Regions from separate parts of the Homo sapiens genome. Here region 2 is linked to region 1. The links are chromatin loops, found by intact Hi-C in ENCODE. Cell type or tissue: heart left ventricle. All regions are shown on one strand. Each heading gives the region's core, and the rest is flanking DNA. Links, peaks and the distances in the headings are about the cores only.

Region 1 (17,080 bases), core at 7,467-15,466:
ATCTGGGTTGTATAGTGTGGATGGCCTGGAGTTTTAAATTATGCGGATCTCAGTTCCAACACCAGCTCTCCTCCTTAATGTACGTGTGACTCAAGGACTTTTTTGTACCTGCACTCCGCTTGCTTCTCTCATTGACTAGAAAATGAGGATAATAATGCTTATGCCATATTATTTATAATGATTAAGTAAATTCAAAGTTGTGTAAAGTGCTCAGCATGGGATCTGCACGTAGTGCTAAATAGATGGTAGTGGTTATTATCATCGTCACTGTGATCATCGTGGGAATGAAAGTCACTGCCCCTCAGGGTATAAGTCCAGCTGCCTAGGATGTCACTGATCTCCTCCAGCATTTGGGAACTGCAACAGAGATCCTCATATTTCCTCATAGTAAATAGGAATTCAGAGTCAGCATATTTCTGTAGGCCCAGCATAGGAGGGTCCAAAGACATTTGGGATTTCTTCGCTCAAACATTTCTTATTTCTTCCTCCTCTTCTTTTTCTATCCCACCAATTAAAGTACGGCTTAGTTCTTTGTGTCTTTAGTTGAGCGAGGACTAGTAAAAATCAAGGAGAGAGAGTGCTATTCACAGCATCCCTCTTCCCTCCGCTGGTAATCCAGTCATTTTAATCAACCTGAAATTCCCTAATATTACCACCTTCCTTCCTGCCTCTGTTTCCCTGCACACATTGTTCCCTCAGTTTGGCCTGCCCTGTCTTCTTTTCAAGGAGCTCATCTAAGCTAGTTGTTAATCTATGAGTCTATCCAGGGCAGAGACTAAGAGCCTATTGATCTTGGTACTCTCAGTCCCTATTACCGTGCTTGGTGAAGAGTTGGGACACAGTAGATTGGAACTCTTTGCAGACTTGATTGGTTCAATCTGATTCTATGAGATATTTATTAAGCAATGTCAGTAGTATGGCAGAAATGAAAAGACAAAGGAAACACCACCTTTCTTCCAACTGTTTTGATCTGGTGAGAGAGCTAGGTATACTATCTAGTATCTAGTGAGAGAGAGAAAACTATGCCAGGATAGACATTAGCCATTGAACACAGGGGAGACCAGAGAGATCAGCAGCAGGGTTGACAAACATTATCTGTAAAGGGCAAGATAAATGTGTTAGGCTTTGTGCGCCGTACACTCTCTGTTGAAATAGCAACTCAACTCTACCATCCTAGCAAAGAGGCAACCACAGACAACATGTCAACAAATGAGCATGGCAGTGTCCCAATAAAACTTTATTGATAAAAACAGCAGACTAGATTTGGCCCATGGGGTGCAGCTTCCTGATTCTGATCTAGAGATATGGCTTTTTTTTTTCTTATTTAATAAAGGGGAAAAATTTTGGAAGGAATATACAAGTAACTGTGGAACCGGTCATTCTGTGCAATAAGCAAGTATGTGGGATGGGGAGAGGAGGCAGAGGGGGTGTGAGGGGAACAGGCAAGGAGGTCAGAAGTTAGAGAGATGGGACAGAGACAAAGTCAACCTTGCAGTTGTCCCCAAGGTTCTCTTATTAACTTGTGTGCTGGGAGCACCCTGCTCCAAGCTGCCCACAGCCTATCTAGTTTGTCCCTGAGCTAAGCTGGCTAACCTGCTAGGGTCAGTGTCTCCCTCCTGGGAAAATGATGGAATGGACATTTAAAAAAAAAAAAAAAAAGGTTCATGCCTGTAATCCCAGCACTTCGGGAGGCCAAAGTAGGTGGATCACTTGAGGTCAAGAGTTCGAGACCAGCCTGGCCAACATGGTGAAACCCCGTCTCTACTAAAAATACAAAAATTGGCCAGGCAGTGGTGGCGCGTGCCCATGATCCCAGATACTCAGGAGGCTGAGGCAAGAGAATCGCTTGAGCCTGGGAGGCAGAGGTTGCAGTGAGCCGAGATTACTGCAACCTGGGCGACTCAGCAAGACCTGCTCTCAAAAAAAAAAAAAAAAAAGTACAGCTATGAGAGGAACATCTCTACACTTACCTCCACCCGCCCCCAGACCACGGACGTTCATGTTGAGTCTTTGTGAGGGCTGCCTGTGCACATGGCCTTGAAGAATCTCCTCAGTGAGCACCTGCATTTTATCTGCTCTGCACAAAAGGTCTTCGCAGGATTACTCTGGTGACCTGGCATGCTCAGATGCAGGCGTTCATCAGAGCAATCAAGATTATGTCTCATCCAAGGAACTTTGTTTAAATTCCACTAGTATTTTTTTAAATTTACAAATATTCCTTCTCAAATCAAGAATTTAAAGTCTGTTCACACATAAGCATGGAAAAGTCTTTCATGAAGACAAAATGGTCCATCTAAGCAAATGATTTTAACAATTTTAGTGTGGGCAAATTCTCACATTTTCTGTTTTCTCCTTTGGCAGACATCTGACCAATTTGAGCCTATTTTGATTTCCTGAATGGTCAGTGTCTCGTGGGCTGGAATATTTGTGTGTGTGTGTCTCCGATGTCATTTCTTCTTTGTGGATTATTAAAATAAATTCATTTCCCTTAGTCTTTCCTTTTCCCATTTGCAAAGACTTGTTTCCTTTGTGTCTGTGCTTATCAGTGTCTTGTCTTGAGGTAGGCGTTTAGGGTGAACAGCAGTGGGTGTCCCCCTCCAAGGAGTGCTCAGCCTCCCGGGCGTTAGTGACGCCTCAAACCTGCGTTAGGGACGCTCAGGCTGTTTGTTGGGAGCGGCGCACAAGCCCCTGCTCCGCTGGGCCCGCGGCGTGCCTGCGTCTGCCTCTCTGCACCCTGCAGCGCGGCCAGCAGGGAGCGCACCCGGGAACCCCCAAGAGTTCCCATTTTCACTTCTTTGCAGGATAGTAATGGATCATGGACGTGCAAACAAAACAAACTTGGAGAGCTTCAGAATAACAGTGAGTCTGAACAGTTGCCATTCTGATTCAGTGGCTTCCTGTTACTGTAGCTATTCCTATCTATCACACCATTTCACAGAGCTCTACATATTTTACCTCTAAATCCAAGCTACAAACAAAACTAGCTTACATTTATTAAGTACTTGCCAGGTACTCATCAAAGCATTTAACATGAAGAAATGCACTTAAATATCAGGATAACACAAAAATACAAGTACTATCAACATTTCCATTTTATTGATGAGGAAATTGAGGCTTACAGGGATGAGGCTTAGCTAATACGTGGTAAGCCAGGATTCAAACCCAGGCTGATTAACTCCAGGCCCCACACTCTTACTGCACCCAGCACTGCTTCCTACATATTTAGCAAGTATGTTTTCTGTGTCAGGCACTCTGCTGAAAATTGCATATGAATAATGGACAAAACGCATGGGGCTTTCAGTCTGCGGTCACAGAAATGAATAAACATACACACACACAAAATTTAAAGTAGTAATAAGTGTTATGAGGAACAAGAGAAGGACACTGAGAAATGGAACAATGAGAGGAGGAGGGGGAGGGAAAGGAAGCTACAAGTTCGGTGGTTGGGGAAGGATTCTCTCAGCCCCACCTGGTGTTGCATTCCAGACCCCACTAGAGACAGTGCTGGGTCAAAAAGCCAGGTGAGATTGAAGAATGAGAAGAAGACAGGAAGAGCGAGCTCTCTGGGAAGAGAGACCAGATGTGTGAAGCCTTACGAAAAACAAAGAAAAAACAAAAGGAAAGAAGAACTTGGTGTTTTCATGTGGAGTGAAATCAAAACCATTTGCCCTGCTACATATCCAAGACATTCAGCCAATATCAATGCCCACTTTTAATCCTTTTTAATACAGAAAGTGTATTAGAAATAAATGCTCGTTGTCTTTGGCCTGGATCCATGACTACTCTGCAAGGAAGGGTTGTCAAACCACATTTGGGCCACCCTGAGATTGTGATTGGCTGTGAAACAGGATTGGCTGCAACACATTCAACCAGAATGGCCCAGCCCATATATCTGTCTAAATCTTGCAAGTACTGCAAGCAGACCTAGTGGAAGACCTTGCCTACAATGGGCGAAGGAGACCCAGAGCAAGGATTCTTAAGAGGTGCAGTCATCTGCAGAAGAGAAAACACTGGCTTTGTGGCCCAGCACTTTCTGTTGTGGGGCCTGGAACACTATGCCAGCTGGGGCTGAGTTCTTAAAGGTCCTGCACTAGACCGGACATGAGTGGAGCCATGGCACCGTGGCTCCATTATTTACCAACATGTCCGGAGCTGAGAACTGTGCCTGAAATATAGTGAATACTCATGAGAATTGTTGCATAAGCTGAGAAAAATCATTTAGGTGAGTGGACAGAAGGAAGAGGAGTAGCTCAGCCATTCTACTTGGAGAATAGAGGAACTTTCATAGCTTTTATTGAACATCTTGTTTCAGATTATTGGTTAATTTATTATTTTGTTTTGTGTATTAGTTTGTTTATGGGTTGCCTGCCTATGGGTTTATTAAAAGAGAAGGGAATGCGTTTAGATAAGGAAAGAAAGACTGCCCTTGAAATGTATGTTCTTGGAGAAATCATCAATGTTTTAAGTTGTCTTGGTCACTGAACAGAACAAAAAGCCAACCTAGTAGAAGTTCTTAGTTCTCACCTTTGTGCCTTTCCCAGTTATGTGATGAGCACTGGCTGCTTGTGGCCACAGCTGCCCTTCTCAGAGGATGGCACTTGGTTGAAATGAGGGGGGTCCTCCTAGGGAGGTTATGACCCCACCTCATACCTTAGGCAGCTCTTGGCCAATGACTGACTGACAAAGGGGCACAAAAGCCTGCCCCTTTTCTCAAAGTGTGGCCATCTCTGTAACGCCTTTTACATTTCCAGGTGCTCCCTGTGACCGGGCTGAGGCTCTAATCTCTATCACACTCCCCGTCCCTACTTAGCTTTCTTCCCCTGCCCACCTGCCTCCCTCATCCCTCTCCTCCTGAGCTCTTCCATCAGTCAATCACTTATATAAGAAGCCTCACTTAGGACCTGCTTTTAGGGAACCTGAATAAGGCTGGCAGGGTTCATTGTTCTTCCAGACATTGCTTTTCTTTCTGTCTGAGCTGATCCCCCAGCTGGGGATCCATTTCCCAAACTCTGTAAGCCTGGGGACCTCATGCTTACCACCTTATCTTTGTGCCTATGGATGACTGTCAAGGGAAACATTTTCTCTAGGAACTGCATTGCTAATGGGATCAAACATTGGCAACATATCGATCAAGTCTCCTTTTCTTTTTTTCTTTTATTTAAGACAGACTTTCACTCTTGTTGCCCAGGAAGGAGTGCAATGGTGTGATCTCGGCTCACCACAACCTCCACCTCCCAGGTTCAAGTGATTCTCTTGCCTCAGCCTCCCAAGTAGCTGGGATTACAGGCACACGCCATCACACCCAGCTAATTTTGTATTTTTAGTAGAGATGGGGTTTCTCCGTGTTGGTCAGGCTGGTCTCGAACTCCTGACCTCAGGTGATCTGCCCGCCTCGGCCTCCCAAAGTTCTGGGATTACAGGCATGAGCCACCGCGCCCGGCCTCAAGTCTCCTTTTCTATTGCAGTGTTTGTTTTGTCACTGGCAAATAGTCCTTCCCACGTCCCATACTTTTCTTTTTTAATTGGCATATTCTTTCTTTCGATCTGTCAATGTCTTAAATTGCAATAGTCAGACTATGTTGGCTTGTGTCTTATTTTCTGTACTTAAGGTAACTTTGCATTCTGACTTCACCAACTTTATGTTGATTTTATAGCTTGGTCCTCAAAGCGCAATCATACTCCAATCATTGCCATGTGCTGGGGGATAAATCCCACATTTATTACACTAAATTCGTGAAAAGGTTTGAATTTCACTCTTTGCTCATTTCACTTCTGGGAATGAAACTCCGTAAATACTTTCATTTGTCAAGAAATCAAGAAAGACTTTTATTACAATGGCTTCCTTTCTGAAAGGTATGTGTTATTTTAAGGATAACAAGAATCTGCAAATTGATGTTCCCTGAATATGACTTGAGTAATATAGTAGTTTATGTTTGCACAGAAGGTGCTGACTTGGATGGAGAGAATATTTCAACTTCTGGCTCTTAGTAAAGTGGTAAGCTAGAAACTTTTGCCTGGCTTCATTCCTATCTAACTCCCAGGACTGATTTGCAAATTCATGAGATAATGTCTGAGAACCACTCTGCGCTCTTAAGAGAAAGGAGCCAGATAAATGTAACGTATCATAATTAGAGCCACTGCATTTTGCTTAACTTCCACACTTCTGGGAAAATGATTAAGCTACTTGGCTTCTTCCTTTCCCAAAGTCCTTTACCCAGGTGCCATATCCTTGCTGTCTATATGGTTACAACTTTACCATTCTTTCTGTTCACACTTCTTCTTCATTTTAAGGAAAACAAAAATACAAAGTTTTAGGTAACCCACCTTAGCTAGGACAGCTCCTGAGTGCACAGGCTGGGATTTGAATATAATGCCTCCCCCCTACTCATACACTCAGATTTTTTTACTATAGAGGATAAGAACTAGCTTCCCCAATCTCAGTCATTTCATGTACTGAGAATCTGCAGGAGGTTAATGAGGTTGAATGACATTGTGGCAGGTGCACTCATCTTGTGGTAAGGGATTCGGTACTGAGCATTCTCATCTCCCAGTCAGTCATTCTTAACACGTTCTGTAGTCCCTTTAAAGCCCTGCTTTCAAGAACCACTGTGATTACAGTGATCTGTAAATGTATGTCGTGGTGGATCTTAAGGTTACCCCCCAGCCAGGACATGGGTGCTGAGGGGTGGGAGCACAGCCCAGGCCCCCTGAAGAACGCAGGTGGTGCTGCACATGGCACCCATCAGCCTGCTGTCCTGGGGCGCTGTGGGCAGTGGAAAGGACCTCAGTCCAGAGTCTGCGGATCTAGCTGCCGGAACTAACTCTCCCCACACTCGCTGTGAGACCTAGAGCAATTCATAGACCTTCATGCAACTCAGTCCCACATTGGTTGGGAATGAGGCAAAAGGTAGTTTGGAGGCAATCTCTTAACCTCTTAACAATCTCCTCAAAATGCAACTGGAACATTCTAAGTACTCAGTGAATATTCTGCTCTCTTGTCACTGTTCTCTTCTTCCAGCTTGGAAAGTAGGCTTGGGACTAGACGTGAAGCTGCCATCTTGCATACATAAAAGCCATCATGAGGAAGGATGTCAGTGGCTCACAATGAAAGGACGAAGGGACCAGAGCAGCTCAAGGCGCTGGGGATATTCTGCTGCTGCTGCTGCGCCAGCCTGGGATGGCCCATCTCTGCACACCCGGCATGTGAGGAAAGTTCATTCACGTTCGGTTAAGCCACCATAGCAGGGTTTCCATAAAAGCAATGATCATTTCATCATATCTAACAAGAATTAGAAACATCAATGCTATCAAGAAATATTTGAAATATGTCTTATTTAATGATGATCCTTGCCTGTGTGTGGTGTGCCTTAATTTATTAGGTAATAATAATTATATATATATACATATATGAATATATATTTATATTTATATATCTCACTATTTTATATATATACTCATATATGTGTGTGTATATCACATCCTATATTATAAACATATATATAACTATTAACTATTACCAAATATAGATAACTTATAATCTTATATATATAATTTATAACTTACAAGTATATAAGTACTCATATGTTGGATCATATGCACAAAAGCTTTTTCTGATAGGTGTGTGTGATCCAGAAAGTGTGGAGAGCATTTCTCACAAAGTCTCTAAGTGCCATGGTAACAGTTACACAAAGCTATGTAACATATAGGGCATAGATCTTAATAACCACTCTGAGAAAGAAGGGTAATTCATATTAATGCTCAGGGTTTATAGCTGCCTAGTTCCGAATGTTTCCATGTCCCTTGGCAAGGGAGCCACGGAGGCAATCGCCCTCCCACACCTTCTGAGATTTTAGCTCACAGCTTTATGCCACTTTTCCATTCTGAATGGAAACTTCTTTGTGAAATCACTAATGTTAACATGCCTTAGGAACTATCTTATGCAGCCTATCGTCCACTCCGAAGAGAAAAGAAATGTCCCAGAGGTGGCTGGGCATGGTGGCTCACGCCTGTAATCCCAGCACTTTGAGAGGCTGAGGTGGGCAGATCGCCTGAGGTCAGGAGTTCAAGACCAGCCTAGCCAACATGGTGAAACACTGTCTCTACTAAAAATACAAAAATTAGCTGGGCATGGTGGTGGGCGCCTGTAATCCCAGCTACTTGGGAGGCTGAGGCAGGAGAATTGCTTGAAACTGGGAAGTGGAGGTTGCAGTGAACCGAGATCACGCCACTCCACTCCTCCAGCCTGGCGACAGAGCAAGACTCTGTCTCAAAAAAAGAAAAGAAAGAAATGAAAGAAAAAGAAAAGAAATGTCCCAGAGGCGACTCTCCTTGCATCCAAGATTCTACCAAATTGTTGAATCTAATAACGTTTGCCCTTCTAGAGCATAAAACAAATGGAATTAAAGCTCATGGGGAAAAATATGCCCAACATGTGTTACTGGTTGGAGGATTCTCCTCAAAGCGGATAGTTTAAAAATAAAAACATTAATAATTATAGTAACAGTGATAACATTACACTGGTTTGTTTAATATTTCATAGTTAGCAGGTAAAGTAGGTTCAAATGTCTCATTTTATTTTTACATCAATCCTGGATGTGAAATTGGCTTGCTTATGCATAATTATGAATCAGTGTCATCATTTAATTACTACGAGAAAATTCAATGGTATAGGAACTTAATCACACACAAAATGGTGATTGCCCAATAAATAAAATGTTGCCAGAAGCCAAGGGAAAAAAAAAAAGGGTGAAAATGCTAAAATCCACCATTCGGGCCGGGCGCGGTGGCTCACGCCTGTAATCTCAGCACTTTGGGAGGCTGAGGCAGGCAGATCACGAGGTCAGGAGATCGAAACCATCCTGGCTAACACGGTGAAACCCCGTCTCTACTAAAAATACAAAAAAATCAGCTGGCCACGGTGGCGGGCGCCTGTAGTCCCAGCTACTTGGGAGGCTGAGGCAGGAGAATGGCGTGAACCCGGGAGGCGGAGCTTGCAGTGAGCCGAGATCACACCACTGCACTCCAGCCTGGGCCACAGAGCAAGACTCCGTCTCAAAATAAATAAATAAATAAAAGTTGATATACGATAGTTGTACAGCTTTTTGGGGTACACGTGATATTTTGGTACCTGTACATGGCCATACCGTCCTGAATGTGCCTGATCGCCTCATGCCCTTTCTTACTCCTGTTTCTAACAGCACATGTTAGCCAGACACTTATGCTGAAAATGATGACATGCAAGGAAAGGGGAGAAAGGACACCCCTAGCTCCTTTCCCTGTCAGCCCACTCTTAACTCGCAGTAAGCCAGAGGCAGAGAATGTTGGTAGAATGTGAGTATATCAAGAAGTGAAATAAAAACAGTTGAGTTCATTCCATGCAGTCTGTCAACTGTTTGCTAAGAACAAAGTGCATATGCCTGTACAAGCTAAACAACACAAAGTGTGTGATTTCAATAATTCTGCATATGAGTTGAATGCTCTTATATTTATTTGGATTTAAAACTGACATTGTGGAATATAAATATTTATGGTTAAATTATGCTAATAATTTAAATGATTTTGACTTTTACTCACTTAGAACATTAAATGGCCATATAAAGTGCTATGGCAATTTGAGAGAGAGAGGCCGTAGAAGAAAGGGAAAACCTTTATATTTAAGGATTCTGAGTAGCACTTTTTTTTCTGCCTTTTGAACAAGGAGCCCACATTTTCATTTTGCACTGCAGCTCACAAATTTTGTAGCTGGCCCTAGACTCATCTGAGGTGGGAGAGCAGTTATCTGACAGAATCTCAAAGAGTTGTCACTGTTTTGAGACGCATAACATCAGAAACTTGAATTTTGGAAAAGACATTTTATACAACAGGGGTTCATTCACCTTTAATTTTATAGCATGTTTTCTTTTTTAAAATGCTTGCTTTTCTCAGCTGTGTTAACAGAATACAAGAAAATGCATTTTTTCCTTCATCAGAAAGAGAGAAGGAACCCCATGCCAGTAATAATCCAGGCAAGGGGACACAGGGACCCCCATCTCGCTGAGGGATTTTGATTCCAGAGGTTTTGCTTCTCACTTGACGGGAAGCACACTGTTGTCTTCTGCTTATTTTAGTAAGGGGACTGTGATGGTTAATACTGAGTGTCAACTTGATTGGACTGAAGGATGCAAAGTATTGTTCCTGGGTGTGTCTGTGAGAGTGTTCCCAAAGGAGAGTAACATTTGAGTCAGTGGACTGGGAGAGGCAGACCCGCCCTCAATCTGGGTGGGCACCATCTAATCAGCTGCCAGCACGGGTAGAATAAAAGCAGGCAGAGGAACGTGGAAAGGCTAGACTGGCTTGGTCTCCTTGCCTATATCTTTCTCCTGTGCCGGATGCTTCCTGCCCTAGAACATCGGACTCCAAGTTCTTCAGCTTTGGGACTCTTGGACCTTCAAACACAGACTGAAGACTGCACTGTCGGCTTCCCTGCTTTTGAGCTTTTGGGACTCGGACTGGCTTTCTTGCTCATCAGCTTGCAGACAGCCTATTGTGGGACCTCACCTTGTGATTGTGTGAGTCAACATTCCTTAATAAACTCCGCTTCATATATACATCTATCCTATTTTTTCTGTCCCTCTAGAGAACCGTAATACAGGGGCCATGTACTCACATCCCAATATGAACAAGCAAAACTCTTGTCTGAAGGACCTGAAAGAATCTTAGATGAACCCATGATGTTTATCTTGTCACTGGGCAAGCCAGAGAAAGTGTCACACTGACCTACGGAGAAAAGCTTTTCAGTCAGGAAGTTCACCCTCAAGGTCTGCTTTCCTGTTTCAGGAGTGTGGCTAAGCATTTGCTCATGCCCGCCAATGCCCTCCATTTACAGAGGAGTAAGTGGATCACAGGAATGTGCTCTTGGCCCGAGGAATTGCATCTCACTGGCTACAGTATTGCTGCAGGCCCAGAAGGCATCTACACATTTGCTCTGCCTGTACAAAGATTTAAAAGAAAGCAGATTGAGCACACAAAAACCCCAAAGTGGGAAAACCCACAAAACCCAGAAAGGTCAAGCAATTTATTTAGCAACATTTCAGCAAGAGGTTGCCAGAACTGAAATGTCCCAAGTCTCTTGACTTCCTGCCAGTGCACTTTGAGTCTCCCATCTGAGAAGCGAACAGCAGCATGAAGACAGGACACTAAAGACAGCGAACTCCAGGTTTCCTGTGTGACAGTCCTTATTCCTGTGATCTATGACTGCCTATGTCGGTTGTTTTGCTTGTACTTAAGTGTTTACTACTGTTTCAATTTAATGGAAAATAGAGAAGCCCATAAATTGGAAACCATATGACCTGGCAAACGGTTTAAGCTGTGTGGGACGTCCAGTTGATGGAATATGGAAATTTCCTGTGAACTGCTCTTAAATCCTTTAACACATAGTACTCTCTGCTGCCTCTGGGATGTCATCTGTTCTTTCTGCCTGGGAACATTATTCCTTCTCTTCTCACCTAGGTAACTCCTTTATTCAGTCAACAAATATTATGCCGTCTGTACTATGGGCCCCATGCTCTTTTAGGTCCTGGGGATACAGCCATGAACAACAAAGTCCCTGCCCACTTGGAGCTTACATTCTGGTGAATCTACACTCACCCTTCAAGATGTGACATACATCTCCTTCTCAAGGGATCTGTCCTCCTGTGCCTCCCCCAGAGGAGGTTGGGTTTACCATTTATACTCTCCCCTAAGGCCCAATACTTCTTCAGAGTTCTTTGCAGGCATGTATTATTTTCTTCATTATTTATACATAGTTGGTTAATGTCTGTCTTTCATTGCTGGATGGTGACCTTATGAAGGCAGTGGCTATGCTGGTTCTGCCCACTGCTGTATTTCTGAGCCCATCAGCCTGCAACATGGGCTATAATCAATGTTTGTTTGTTGATTGTGGCTAATTGCATGCTTTCTGCTAGAAGTACTTGTATTTTTTCAATATACTTCTAGCCAAAAGGTGGCACTGCAGGAGAATAAGTGAACAAAGCTTCAAACTAGTTAACTGTAATCATTGGATGGGATCCAATTAGTTATAGGCTAGTGTTAGAACTAGAAATAGCTTATTTCAAAACTTGTACACACGCATATCCATACACATATTCGAAATCTCAATAAAACCAATGAATGAAAGTCACCTAAGCTTATTAAGAATATTAACATTTCTATGACCATTGCAGAGATCCAGATGCAGTTACAAACACAGCTAGAATCCAAATTATGATTCATTAACTAATAAATATCTATTTAGGACATGGACAAGTTGAATTTTTTTATCTCAGTGGTTACAAGTAAAGAAAAAAAACCTGTAATTTTTTTTGGTTAGTAACTTGCTTTGACTTACTACAATTTCATTGCAAAATTATCCTCCAAATTCCAGCTCCCTTCCATAAGTCTTCTTATAGCATGATAAGCCTTTCTGAAAAAATGATATTACAACCAGCAGCCTCTTCAAAGGCTTCAGCAACAAATACACAGACAGCAGATAGACAACTGCTAGATAAAAATCTGCTCACAATGTTGGCTGTAAATAATGAATGGTGGTTTCCATGTTTTAGCATTGGCCACCTGGGTGCCTGTGGTGCCCAAGGCAAGTCACCAACTTCAGCAGAGCATCCTCCCCACAAATCGGAATCTCTTCCTTTATGTGTTTACCTCCAAAAACCAAATACAAGTTTACATGGTCCTTTTATTTTTATATGAGATATATCTGATGTGGTTATGGGTGAGTGTGTATATGTGTGTGTGAGATTGTGTGCACATGCCTCTGTGTGTGTGTGTAATGGAAGTGTGTAAGTAGAATATGATTCACTTGGAAACAATATTTTGCTTTATATTCTGCTTTATAGATGAAATTTTATCCATGTCCTCATATCCTCCAATCTAGTTGGAAAGATAAGGCCCATAGACATGTCGGTTAGCTGCGTTTTCAAGGTTTTTGAACTACAGATACAAATCAGCAGTGTGCTTCAGATTCGGCATCCATATTACAATTCACAAACTGCAGTTAAGGCTACAGTATACATTTTACGTAGGCTTAGCAGGAAGATTCCACCAAAGGGCCAGATGTCAGAGACAGTGAATTTCACTGTGCGTTGCTCTGATGAGGGATAACTTCTTTAGCAGAAGTATGAGCAGACCATGTCTCCTGCACATTATTAGAAGTTGTCTAGGTCTTTGGAATTTGGAGACTTCGAAAATACTTCTGCTGTAAACATTAAATTGATAGCTTTTTAAAAATGTACAACCTCAGCATATATTAGCAAAAAGAAGAAAGCCATTCAGCTTCCAAGTTTTCTTAAGAATAAGAGCCAAAATCTCTGTGGCTTCTAACAAAAATAACTTCCAAATAAATATTGTGCCTTATGACACAATGATAATTATAAATGAGAACTAGAAATATATATATATTTAAATTTTTTAGTTAACATATATGTAAGAAAAACACATGTGACCAATGCTAGAAGATATTCTCCTTAATTAAGTTGGTAAGAGGTACCACATTCTCCACAGGCTGGATGGCATCAATGGATTTTGGCAGATTTCACTGAAGGAAGAAAATGCCAGGTTGACAAACTTTATATTCCTTGTGGGAGACATTGTTTTGTAAAGTTCCCATTTGGGACAATATCCATCTCTGAGATCTTTCAAAGGAAGCTAACAAAGTATCCCAGAGAATAACAGACATAGAGCTAAACATGACACAGGGCTAAACACATTATCTGTGTTTTCCTAGTAAGCATGATACAAACAAATTAGTGTTTGGGACAAAGATCGAGTTTCTGAATGATTTTGTCAATCAGTGCAACAGTAAACCAAATTTAGAAAAGATAAAAGCTAGGGCCAGGTGCGGTGGTTCACCCCGGTAATCCCAGCACTTTGGGAGGCTAAAGCGGCTGGATCACCTGAGTTCAGGAGTTCGAGACCAGCTTGGCCAACATGGCAAAACCCTGTATCTACTAAAAATACAAAAATTAGCCAGGCGTGGTGGTGTGCGCCTGTATTCTCAGCTACCTGGGAGGCTGAGGCAAGAGAATCACTTGAACCTGGGAGGCGGAGGTTGCAGTGATCTGAGATTGTGCCATTGCACTCCAGCCTGGGCAACAGAGTGTGACTTCATCTCAAAAAAAAAAAAAAAAAGATAAATCTAAACAGGTGAGATGAAATGCACACAAGGCAAAAAATGACACACTATGGAGAAAACCTTGAACACTTAAGAAAATGTTGATCAGTTCTTAAACATATTGCTGGGAGCATAAACATATTGCTGTCTGTCTCACTGCAGGTCACTGTGCTTTAGCATAATTGTTTGATAAATGTAGAATTAGTTCTTGTTTTTCAACAACAATAATAACAACAATAATAGGAATAATAGCAGCCAATATTCATTGAATGATTACTATGCACCAGGCATTTCTCTAAGAACTCTATAAACTGTCTCTATCTGTGTAGACTCCATATTGGGTAGGTTTTACTGCTTTCCTTAACTTACAGATGAAGAAGCTGAGGCACTAAAAGTCTCAATAATGATCAAAAGAAGTCATTGTTTGTCATTGTGGATGCAGAGAGGCATAGGGTGTCTGGTGCTTAATTCATTACCGGGGTAAACTGGTGATTATACACATCAGGTACCCATGAAATATCAAAATAATATGTCCATGAGTATTTTACATGTTTGATTTCTCCCCAAAGCATTTTTAAACTCACATACTCTTTCAAATTTTAGACAAGATTCTGGCAAACTTTGGAATAAAGTTTGCCAGGCAAGCAGAGCTCCCGAACAGTGATCAATACCCTCATGGGCTGGTGAGTCCTTAAAAACTAACCTGTCTAGACACCAGATACTGCTTCTATGAGAGCAGGGAAAATTGAGGGTTAAACAGCCCTTGTAAAAACAATGCCACTGCTATGGATATGTATGCTCAAGTCAAGTCCATTGTGAAAGAAAATACAGCTTCAGAAAGGTGGATGAGGTTTGGAGATGCTGGTTTTGAAAGCCAATGGACTATTTTCTGAGTCTGATATGAAAATGAGGACAGCGGTCTTCACCCCTGACTGCATACTTAAGAATCACTTGAGAGCTTTAAGAAAAATACAGGTGTGGGGGCCCCATCGCAGACCAATTAAATCAGGATTTCAGGGAGTGTGGAGACTGAGCGTTTTTCAAAAGCTCCCCAGGTGACTGCAACATGTAGCCAGCATGGAGAAGCCTATTTCAGATGTAGTCTAGACCGCTGAAACTTCCCCTTGAGTACATACGTTGGAAGTCTCAGAACTGGGATGTAGTTGTTAAAATCTCTAACGCCCCAGCAGCCAAGTTGGTACACACTGTGGCAGAGAAAGCTCGAAGTTTATTTGGTAAGACCACCCACCTGCTGGGAATCTTGTGCCTCCCAGCTTATGTTATTTTGAAAGAGAATTATTGTGAAAAAGTCTAGACAGTTGTTAGTATGGGAAGCCTATCAAGAACATAAGAAAGTATTCAGAGAATACAGAATTCATGTGATGACACAGTATTATTTAAAATTCAGGAGTCCTTCACCTATTAGCTCCCAAGAATGAGTCGTACATGGGGTGAGGTGGGGAGGGCATGGATGTGAAGGCAGACTTATGAACATCAAAATTAGTGGTAGATTTATATCAGGCTTCTACAAACAGGCTACACAAACCATTTCTTGATAGCATTTCTTGGTGACTGGATGCTAATTTAAGTTCTATCGTCTCCTGTAGGTCTGCTGTTGAGCTCATGACTACGCCCGGGTTTAGGTGCTATCTAAGCTTCTTGAGGATGGCAGAGCACATGGGTGGTTTAAGTTTCAGGGTGTCTTCACCATATGCCAACTGTCTTGAGTCTTCATTCAAAAAGCAATGGTTCATAGTTTTTCTGTAATTCTCAGAGAATTCGTGAAGGCACCTGAGCTCAAACCACAAGCTTACCCTGTCTCAAAAAAGGGATGTCCACAAAAGCGTTTCAAATGGCTAAAAAGACGGGGGTTTGCCTGTTTTTCATCAGCTCACTGCTCTATCCCCTCCAACTAATGCAAGCCAGGAATGTAGGTGCGGAAGGGAAGCCAGGTCCTTCCCAGTGTGTCCTCCTGATGGAATGCCAGTCCTGAACAGTCCTCTCTACAGATGCTAACAGCCTCTTCCTCCATGTCCGGAAAGACCCCTACTGTGCTCTAGCAAATCTCCTCCACTCTCGGATAACAGTTAAATAAAAGACCCAGGCACACTGCAGTCTCCCAGCTAGAGCCAGATTTCTCTAGATCTTGCCTAGAACAGGCAAAAAGCAGTGCACTAGGAGAAAGGGAGAATATTCTCAGTGCCAACGCTCTCTTTCCCCAGAGCCACGACAAGCAAGGAGCAAAACTGAGGTGAAAACGGAGAGTTCCCCCAAATGCACAAAGTGGGTGCATTATCTGTTGGGGAAGACCCGGGATTTCCCAGAGTCTATTCAGAATGGCAAGTTCTTGCTATGTGAAATATGGGCAGGGTCAACGGTGTAGATGAATTCAGCTCTATTCTTCTTAATGCCAGTGTGCACCTGTGGACCCAGCAGAAGTCGGGGTCGCACAGGACTCTCCAAGCCCCTGGCTTCTCTCCTGCCGGGCCTGTGCGTTTCCCTCGGACCTTAAACGGTTCCCTGGGTTTGGGCAAGCTCAGGGCCCGGCCGGGTGGACTGGATGCCAGGGTGCACCACCGGAATGACAGAACCACGCAGAGCCGCGGGGCTGCGGGAGCCAGTGGGGCAGGAGTGCCCGCGGAGGGCGAGCCAAGGCGCGCAGCCCACTGGCAGGCCAGGCCGGGTCTCTCCCAGGCGCGGGAGCCGCGGGTGGGGGCTTGCCCTCCGCGCCGGTGCAAGGCTCTCACTTCCCCAGCCGCTCAGGGGCGGGCTCCGCGCGCGCAGGCCCCGGAGCCGCCATCCCATTGGCCGGGGGACACGCCCGTCCCCGAGTGAGGGCTTCGAAAGTTTCATTGAAGGTGGAGAAGCGCGCGCCGCCGGGGAGCCCCGGCTGCGCCGCGAGGGCGAGGCTGCAAGGCGGCAGGCGGTGGTCGCGCT
Region 2 (8,000 bases), core at 1-8,000, 370 kb after region 1:
ACGAAGGTGATTCCCAATGAAAGAAAAACTGAGGCTCTGAGAAATTAAATGCTTCCTCCCAGGTCATACTTCTAGTGAGTACTGGAAACAAGAAGCTAAGTCACATCTTTCACATTTAAAACTTCTCTCTTCTTTCTTAACAATAGTATACCACAATGTAAAAACAGAGGATGATGATGTTATCACCTTGATAATTTTAGACCTGCTATATAGGTAAAATAAGAACAGCTTGCTCCCTAATTCCCTAGGTATGCCAATAAATGTAAATTTAATATTTGTAGAATGGATTGAAGACTATTGTGAGGTTAAGAAGCACTGTCTGTGAAAAGGAGCCTAGAAATGTCCACAGAAGCTGGGCTGGTCACCTTCAGATTAAACCAGTAACCATAAGAATGAATACAGGCATATATATATCTCCATACACACACACATATATTTATGTTTAGTTTCTTATTTGGACCTAAACAATGAGTTGTTTTTCAGTAACAAAAGTCTGTCTATAAGATTCAAATCTTGCCTGTATGAGTTTGGATGTCTCTGTTCAACATAGTGATTAAATTAACCAGTTAATTTTGGTAAAAAATGGTTAATTTGAGATCAACTGTTGCTCTGAGCCCTCACTTGATTTTCACTCTTCTCACTGTGAATCTACTAGTTGTTTGAATAAATTATTCAAATTAACCCCAATAATTATTTTGAAATAATTATTCAAGTTCTTCAAATATAAGGCTGTGTAACACAGAGATGACTCTTATGTATTTTAAAGCAACACAAAATAAGTTTTTTATTTTGATCCATTAAATTGTTTTAAACTTAAATTACAATTACTCTTTCAATCTAATTTAAATTAAATTATGTTTTGCTGTAACTCTTAAATTTTTAGTTATTTAAAAGTATACTTTTTGTTTAAGATTGTTAGCATTAACCACATTTAGTAAAGTACTATTTGGATTGTCTAGAGCCATGAAGCAATTAGAATTTGAAATTGATATAGTCATTTAGATTTGTGCTATTGTTGCCTATTTATTTTTTACATCTCACAGTACTTAAAGCTATCACTGGATATCAGAAAGAAAAAAGATCTTGTATATAAATTAGTGTTACCAAATTTATTTTCTTGTAAACTATATTTTGAGAAGGTTATGAAAATTGACTTTTAATCTAGTTATAAATGTTGCTGAGTTTATGAGAATAGTCTAAAATCATCCAAATTATACAATAACTTAGAAAATGCATGCCTCTACATCCTATACCTATCACATGGTCAAAGTGTGGTCTGCACAGATAACCAGCTAAGTATAACAGCACAGTTTTCTATTTGAAGATGAGGAACTTCAAGATATACAAGTGGAAGGAGAGCCCAAAGAGGAGGAAGAAGAGGAAGCGAAGGAAGAGAAGCAAGAGAGAAAGAAGGTAGAGCAAGAGGAAGCTGAAGAAGAAGATGAGCAGGACATCATGAAAGTCCTGGGCAATCTGGTGGTGGCCATGTTCATCAAGTACTGGATCTACGTCTGCGGAGGCATGTTCTTCTTCGTCAGCTTCGAGGGTAAAATCGTAATGTACAAAATCATCTACATGGTGCTGTTCCTGTTCTGTGTGGCCCTATACCAGGTAGGTACACAGTTGACCATTTTAATTCTCACATCTCTCCCAGGAGTATACATGAGCTACCTCTGCAGAGATTTTAAATCACTAGAATCTCATGAACATGGATAAAGTGATTGGCAAGATTCAAACATCGTATCCCAAGAATCCTAAAATGGGAAATGACTGTCTTCAACTTGTTTACTATTTCAGAATTTCAGGGCTGGGTGCAGTGGCTCATGCCTGTAATTTCAGCACTTTGGGAGGCAAGGGAGGAGGACTGCTTGAGGCCAGGAGTTCCAAACCAACCTGGGCAAAATACTGAAACCTTGTCTCTACAAAACATTTTCTTAAATTAAAAAATTAGCCAGTTGTGGTGGCACACCTGTAGTCCTAGCTTCTTGGTAGACCAAGGCAGGAGGATCACTTGATCCCAGGAGGTCAAGGCTGCAGTGAGCTATGCTTGTACCACTGCACTCCAGCTGGGCAACAGATTAAGATGCCATCTCTAAAAAAAGTAAAAATAAAAATTTTAGGTTGTTGAAAAATCAGGAAAAAGTTCATACATAGGTTTTCCAAAAATTATTGATCAAAAAAAATCTGTAAAATTGAATTACATTTCTATTTCTTCCTTCCTTCCTTCCTTCCTTCCTTCCTTCCTTCCTTCCTTCCTTCCTTTCTTTCTTTTTTTTTTTTTGAGACAGGGTCTTGCTCTGTCCCTTAGGCTGGAGTGTAGTGGCGTGATCTCTGCTCATTGCTCACTGCAATCTCTGCCTCCCAGTTTCAAGGAATTCTCATGCCTCAGCCTCCCAAGTAGCTGGGATTCCAAGTGTGTGCCAACACCTCCAGCTAATGTTTGTATTTTTAGTAGAGACGGGGTTTCACCATGTTGGCCAGGCTGGTTTCAAACTCCTGGCTTCAAGCGATCTGCCCTCCTCGGCCTTCCAGAGTTCTGGGATTACAGGCATGAGCCACCGCACCTGGCCTGTAAAAATTGAATTATATTTTAAAATAGTAATTTAAAAGCTGGATAATCTGAAGTCGTAGAGTATTCCTAGGTATACTTTTGCATTTCAGGCTTTAGGGTCAGAAAAAGATATATGTGTGGCATGTGCCTGCTCTTTGTGTACATATATATATATGTATAGTGCATTGACTGCTTTCATATTTCATTAATTAAAAGAATTTCATTCATTAAAATAAGTTAATATATGAGATACATTAAAATGAGTTACTTCTCCACAGACTCACTTTTAACTGATGATAAAAGAGAACCCAATAATAGAAACACATGAAAGAGTAAAATATCTTGCAGGTAGCCAACAAAACAAATAAAGGAACTACAATAAACAAGAGTACATAATATGTTAAGATAAAAAAATCTCAAAAGAAATCAGTGAACTTTTGAATACTCTTAAAAATTCAGGATGGATGTTCTCTAATGAATATCCACAGCTTACGGTAAAACGAGATGTCTTTTTTCTGTGGTTGGTTCACATTTTCATTCATACAATATTGCTTTCAATTTCAAAATGGATGTGGTTTTCTCTGAGCAATGATAACCACAATGACAGCAGCACCTACCCTACTGTTCCTTGAGCGCCCCCTATGGGCCAGATAGCTTGCAGGAACCCATAAGCAATATCTATTTCATCCTCGTAGCAACCCTGCAAAATAGGCACTTATGGAAGGTTCAGCCTCTTCCCCACACAGTTAGCAATCATTTATAAAACTGGGGTTCTAACCCAGGACCACTCCACTGTGATAGACACGGAACATTAAAAACTAGAAATGAAATAGACTTTATTTTCAGACACTTGTAAATGTATCACTTGTCTTACTTGAATTAAACCAAATATTTTTGTGAGTTTTCCTAAAAGTGATTTTTTCTCATTTTTTTTTTTCAATGTCTGATTTGCAGGTGCACTATGAATGGTGGAGGAAAATTCTAAAATATTTTTGGATGTCAGTGGTTATTTACACTATGCTGGTGCTTATCTTTATATACACATATCAGTTTGAGAACTTCCCAGGCCTGTGGCAAAATATGACTGGACTGAAAAAAGAAAAGTAAGTGATTTTGAGTTGAAAATGATGAACAAGATGAAGACTTGAATGCATATTGTTCAAAGCATCTTTAAGGAAGATTTTAGTAAAGCATGATGTCATCAATGTCTATAAGTTCCTCAATAATAGAAATTAAAACTGAGTCGTTTTTGTGTTCTCTTTACTTAGCCCTTAGCTTAGAACATAATAGGCACTCCATGAATTTTCAGAATTTTAATGAAATGACATTTTCTAATGTTAGTTTCATGTGAAACACACCTAACACTTAGTCGTGCTTTCTGCCCTCCACATTGGAGCTCAGTTCTTCAGTTCTTAAGTAAGTTCATGCACTTATAACATAAAGTAGCAGACTTTGCTCATTTATGTTGCTGGGTGCTTAGATTCTAAGGAGTATTTAGCGCCAAAAAGAAATAAATTTCTCCAAGTGCTCATAGACTTGTGATGATGAGATGGTGTTCCTGTGCATGTGGGAGATAGTGCTCTATCCTTCTCTAATTTTCTTCTGTAAACTTCTGAAATTAGTTTGGAAATCCAGCCAGCATTGGGTTTTGAGCTGAATATATTGATGTGGCTGAGAAGGGAAGTCCCTTAAAAGTCTCTGTCCCTTAGAAGGGAAAGATAACTGTGTAACTACACCAACACAGCTGAAGTGTCTATACAATAAGCATTTATTAAATGCTGTCCATGTGCTGACACTGTTTTGTGCCTGGAATATGACAGGGAACAAGACAGACAAAATCTAAGCCCTGTAGATCTTATATTCTAGCAGAGGAGACAAACAAAACTATTTAGTGTAAAATAAGTCTATTATACTTTGTGACAGGTCTGTGAAGGAAACAGACAACAGGCTGAGGCAGTGAGTAAGGGGGAACTATAAATGAGTGACTGGCACGGGCTTTGCTGAGGAGCTGGTTTAAACTACAGTTGAAGCATTAGAAGAAGCTTGTCTTAGGAAAAGTGTGTGAGTTGGAGTCTGGGGTGTGGAAGGACATTTCAGGCAGAGGGAACAGCACATGCAAAGGTCCTGAGGCAAGTCAGAGTTTGGCACAGTTCATAAGAGGAACTGAAGACAGGGGGTGAGTGGACAGCGAAGAGTGGGGAGAATTCAGGCAGGCAGCTGGGATGTGCATGGCTTGTAGGTAGCATTATTTGTATTTTATTCTTGGTGGAATTTTCCAATCTTTAAAGATCCCTTGACTAGCTGAGAAAAAGCGATGTGTGGGAGTAGAAACAAGGAGACTAGTTAGTAGGCAGCAGCAGCGGTCCTGTGAGAAATGATGGGAGCTTCCCCTAGATTTGGTGGAGGCAGAGACGGATAACAGGAGTGGGCAATTCAAGAGGTGCTTTAGGATGCTGAAGGAAATGTGGATGAATGAGATATGAAAGAAAAGAACACAGGAGGCGTCTGACTTCTCAGTTTGCGCAGGGTAGACAGTTGTACCATTTATTGGTTCAGGGATACTAGAGTGGGGAGAGGGATGTGGAGGACAGCTTTGCCAAGAAAAATAGGAAAATCAAGAATACTGTTTTGGAAGCACTAATATAAAATAACTGTGAAACAACCAATTTCCAGTAGCAATTTGGGCACGAGAATCTTACAGGAGGAGCCTGCGCTGTAGATGCACTTTGAGTCCTTGGTGTAAGGATGATGTGTAAATCCACAGAAGAGGATTTCCCTAGGGGGAAAGCACAGCTGGAAGAGAGATCAAAACAGAGTCCTGGGGAAATTTCAGCCTCTAGAGGTCCAATAGAAAAGGGGGAGATCATGGAGGAACAAGAAACCAAGAGAGTGTGATGGTGTCAAGACCACACTTGCTTCAAGGAGGACCAGAGGTTTAATTAAATAAAGCTGAAGAAATAGTCCTGGAATTTGGGAATGTCAAGGTTTATTATTGACCATTGTTAAAGTAGGTTAGCTGGCTTGGTGGAAACGAAAGCCATATTGGACCATATGGGAGAGAGGGATTCAATAAACGATAGACCTGACAGGAGTGTAAGACTGTGATGTAGTTTATCACAAAGAGTTTGTGACTTCATTGCGTAAGAGAGGTTCCTGCTTTTTATTTTGTTTTGTTTTGCAGGCTTGAGGATCTTGGCTTAAAGCAGTTTACTGTGGCTGAACTATTCACTCGCATATTCATCCCAACCTCCTTTCTGCTGGTGTGCATTTTACACCTGCACTACTTCCATGACCGGTTCCTTGAACTCACAGACCTCAAGTCCATTCCCAGCAAAGAAGACAACACCATCTACAGGTGAGCCACTGGAAGAAACACAGACCTCTTATTAGCAGGAAGGCAGCTCTTCAACCCTACCTTAGGTTGGCCACCTTGCGAGAAGCCAGTAATCTAAAAGTTTCAGCCTTGAATTTTCCATGAGTATCAGCTTGTGAGAAAAAGAGGAAAACATGTGGAAGATTCTGTGACACGTTCTGAAACAATGGGTAGTGACTTATGACTGGTTAATGTAAAGTGATCTTGATCGTCTTGTGAGATATTCAGAGTAGCTGTGGAGACTTAAATATTTTAGAGTTGATATGTGTATTTGTGTCTAGGCTGGTTATATGTTTTTAGAACATTTAGGGAATCTGGCTAATTCAGAGGATTTTTCCATTATGCCAACCACAAGTACAGAAGTCTTGTGAGAGCATAGCAAAAGATGATGGGCAGTTTTCCCTTCCACTTTGGAAATAAAGAACTTTGGCTGAAAAAACAGAATCTGCAATTGACTAGTAACTACAATCATATTTAAGAGGACAACATGATGACAATATCTTCTTTTAGCAGCTTACGGCTGTTTTATCCTCATCAATAAATATACATTGTTTGCAAATAACAGATGGGATATTACTTTTCCTGCCCGTATTTATTCAAACCACAATGGGTTATCACAAATCCTTCACTGTGTTCCATCACGGGGAGATCACAAGCATTCTTTTAGTGAACGCTGACAATGGTTTTCCTTTCTGCCTCATGTTTAGCCTATGATTCAGATATTGGAAAAATACTTGTTAAGCAGCTAAGGGAGCAAAGGGCTGTATTGAGAGGAGCACAGAGGCCACGGATGAAAATTCTCCTTAATTATTTGACTTTAAGGGAAAAAATGCAGGTATCAATAGAAGATGAAGTAGGAGTTCATGATATGCATTTCGTAAAATGCCAAACTTCCAGCGTTCTGCTGTGTAGGAACTAGAGTTATGGATAGACCCAAAACATTTATTTAATGATGAGAAACATTTTATAATCCTTGTTTATGACCAGCAGATTCACTTTTCTTATTGTGTTGTGTTTCGCCTATCATTCTGATACTTCAGATGACTCGTAACCCATGGAACCAAGAGGTATCAATCAGTCATGACTTGTTTTGCTATCTAGCCACCAGGAAAATCAGGCTCTGCTAAAACCTCTCTGCTCCCAAGGCCCCAGCAGGGAGGAGGGCATGGATGGGGTCAGTGGTTTACCATCTCCATATCTGTACTCCTGCTACCTTCAGTGATGATCAAGCATTAGGAAAAATAAAGTAGTTATTAGAAGTTTGGGGAACCCTAGAAGATATCAGTCATAGACAAACTTGATGGGAGGGAAAATCACCCCAAGTTTAAAAGTTTACAAAGAGAATGCCTGCACATAAAAGTGAGAATTGTCAATAATCAGAAAAAGGATTTTTTTAATCATTATTTTGACATTGTTTGTGATCTGTGTGGATAAAACTAGTATTTGATATTTAATTCTGACCATGTAACATGTTTAAATTTACTATAAGCCCTCACCATTCTTTTCAAGGGCCCTATTCAATAATTACAAAGTATTTTAGTTAGCAGAGCCAATTTATATGTTTGTGAAGGAGTTGTAATTATTAAGCATTGCTAGTGAAATCTTTTTTAAAAAAAAATCTTTTTTTTCTTCCAAATGCCATTTCTTCTCTTGCATATTCATTTTTTTTTCTCACTAAAAGTGCCTCCAGCATGCAGGAACCTTTTTCTTGCCATTTTTCTTAATGTGGATGTGTCTGAGTCTTCTGTCACGCAATCAAACAGAGATATAATTCACCATTTATCCAGAAAAGTAGAAACATGCAGGACCACAGTTTTGCAGAAGACAATTTGGTTCACCAGCCTAGAGACTCCCAAGGTTTGGACCTAGCGTATGTGAAAACTGAATTAAGGTCCCACAGAATTCCCTTTAAGCGTGTATAGCAGTGTTTAGCCTATGCAGGTTCTGGGGAAAGACTGCAGCCCACGTCAAGATGTAGGTTCTATGTTTCCTCAGCTGCCGCTTCACAGCCCTTACCCTGCACCCCATGGCAGAGAAGAAAGATCTAAATGATCTGTACCGATATGAGTCCTGACT

The links. A loop is a pair of places that touch in the nucleus more often than their neighbours do. Peaks named below come from ENCODE experiments on the same cell type or tissue, not always from the same donor. Only the 100,000 strongest peaks of a DNase experiment are listed, where the experiment ranks them.
Region 2: a loop joins it to region 1, with 3 times the contacts of the local background. A loop is called at or near these places in 21 of 110 quality-filtered maps.

What each region holds. Positions count from the first base shown.
Region 1 is chr18:11,149,484-11,166,563 of GRCh38, reverse strand. It overlaps PIEZO2 (piezo type mechanosensitive ion channel component 2), which reads left to right and starts at 16,995. Exons shown (of 56, transcript NM_001378183.1): 1 at 16,995-17,080. RefSeq lists a silencer at 16,643-17,080. In heart left ventricle, for the core only: a CTCF peak has its summit at 11,992 (motif pointing right); no DNase peak of the experiment used is centred there; H3K27me3 peaks cover 4,207 bases.
Region 2 is chr18:10,782,690-10,790,689 of GRCh38, reverse strand. PIEZO2 (piezo type mechanosensitive ion channel component 2) reads left to right here. Exons shown (of 56, transcript NM_001378183.1): 15 at 1,325-1,611; 16 at 3,506-3,654; 17 at 5,733-5,906. Among named protein-coding and RNA genes, the nearest start is that of MIR6788, 27 kb to the right of the region's middle. In heart left ventricle, for the core only: a CTCF peak has its summit at 3,192 (motif pointing left); a DNase peak (open chromatin) is centred at 3,189.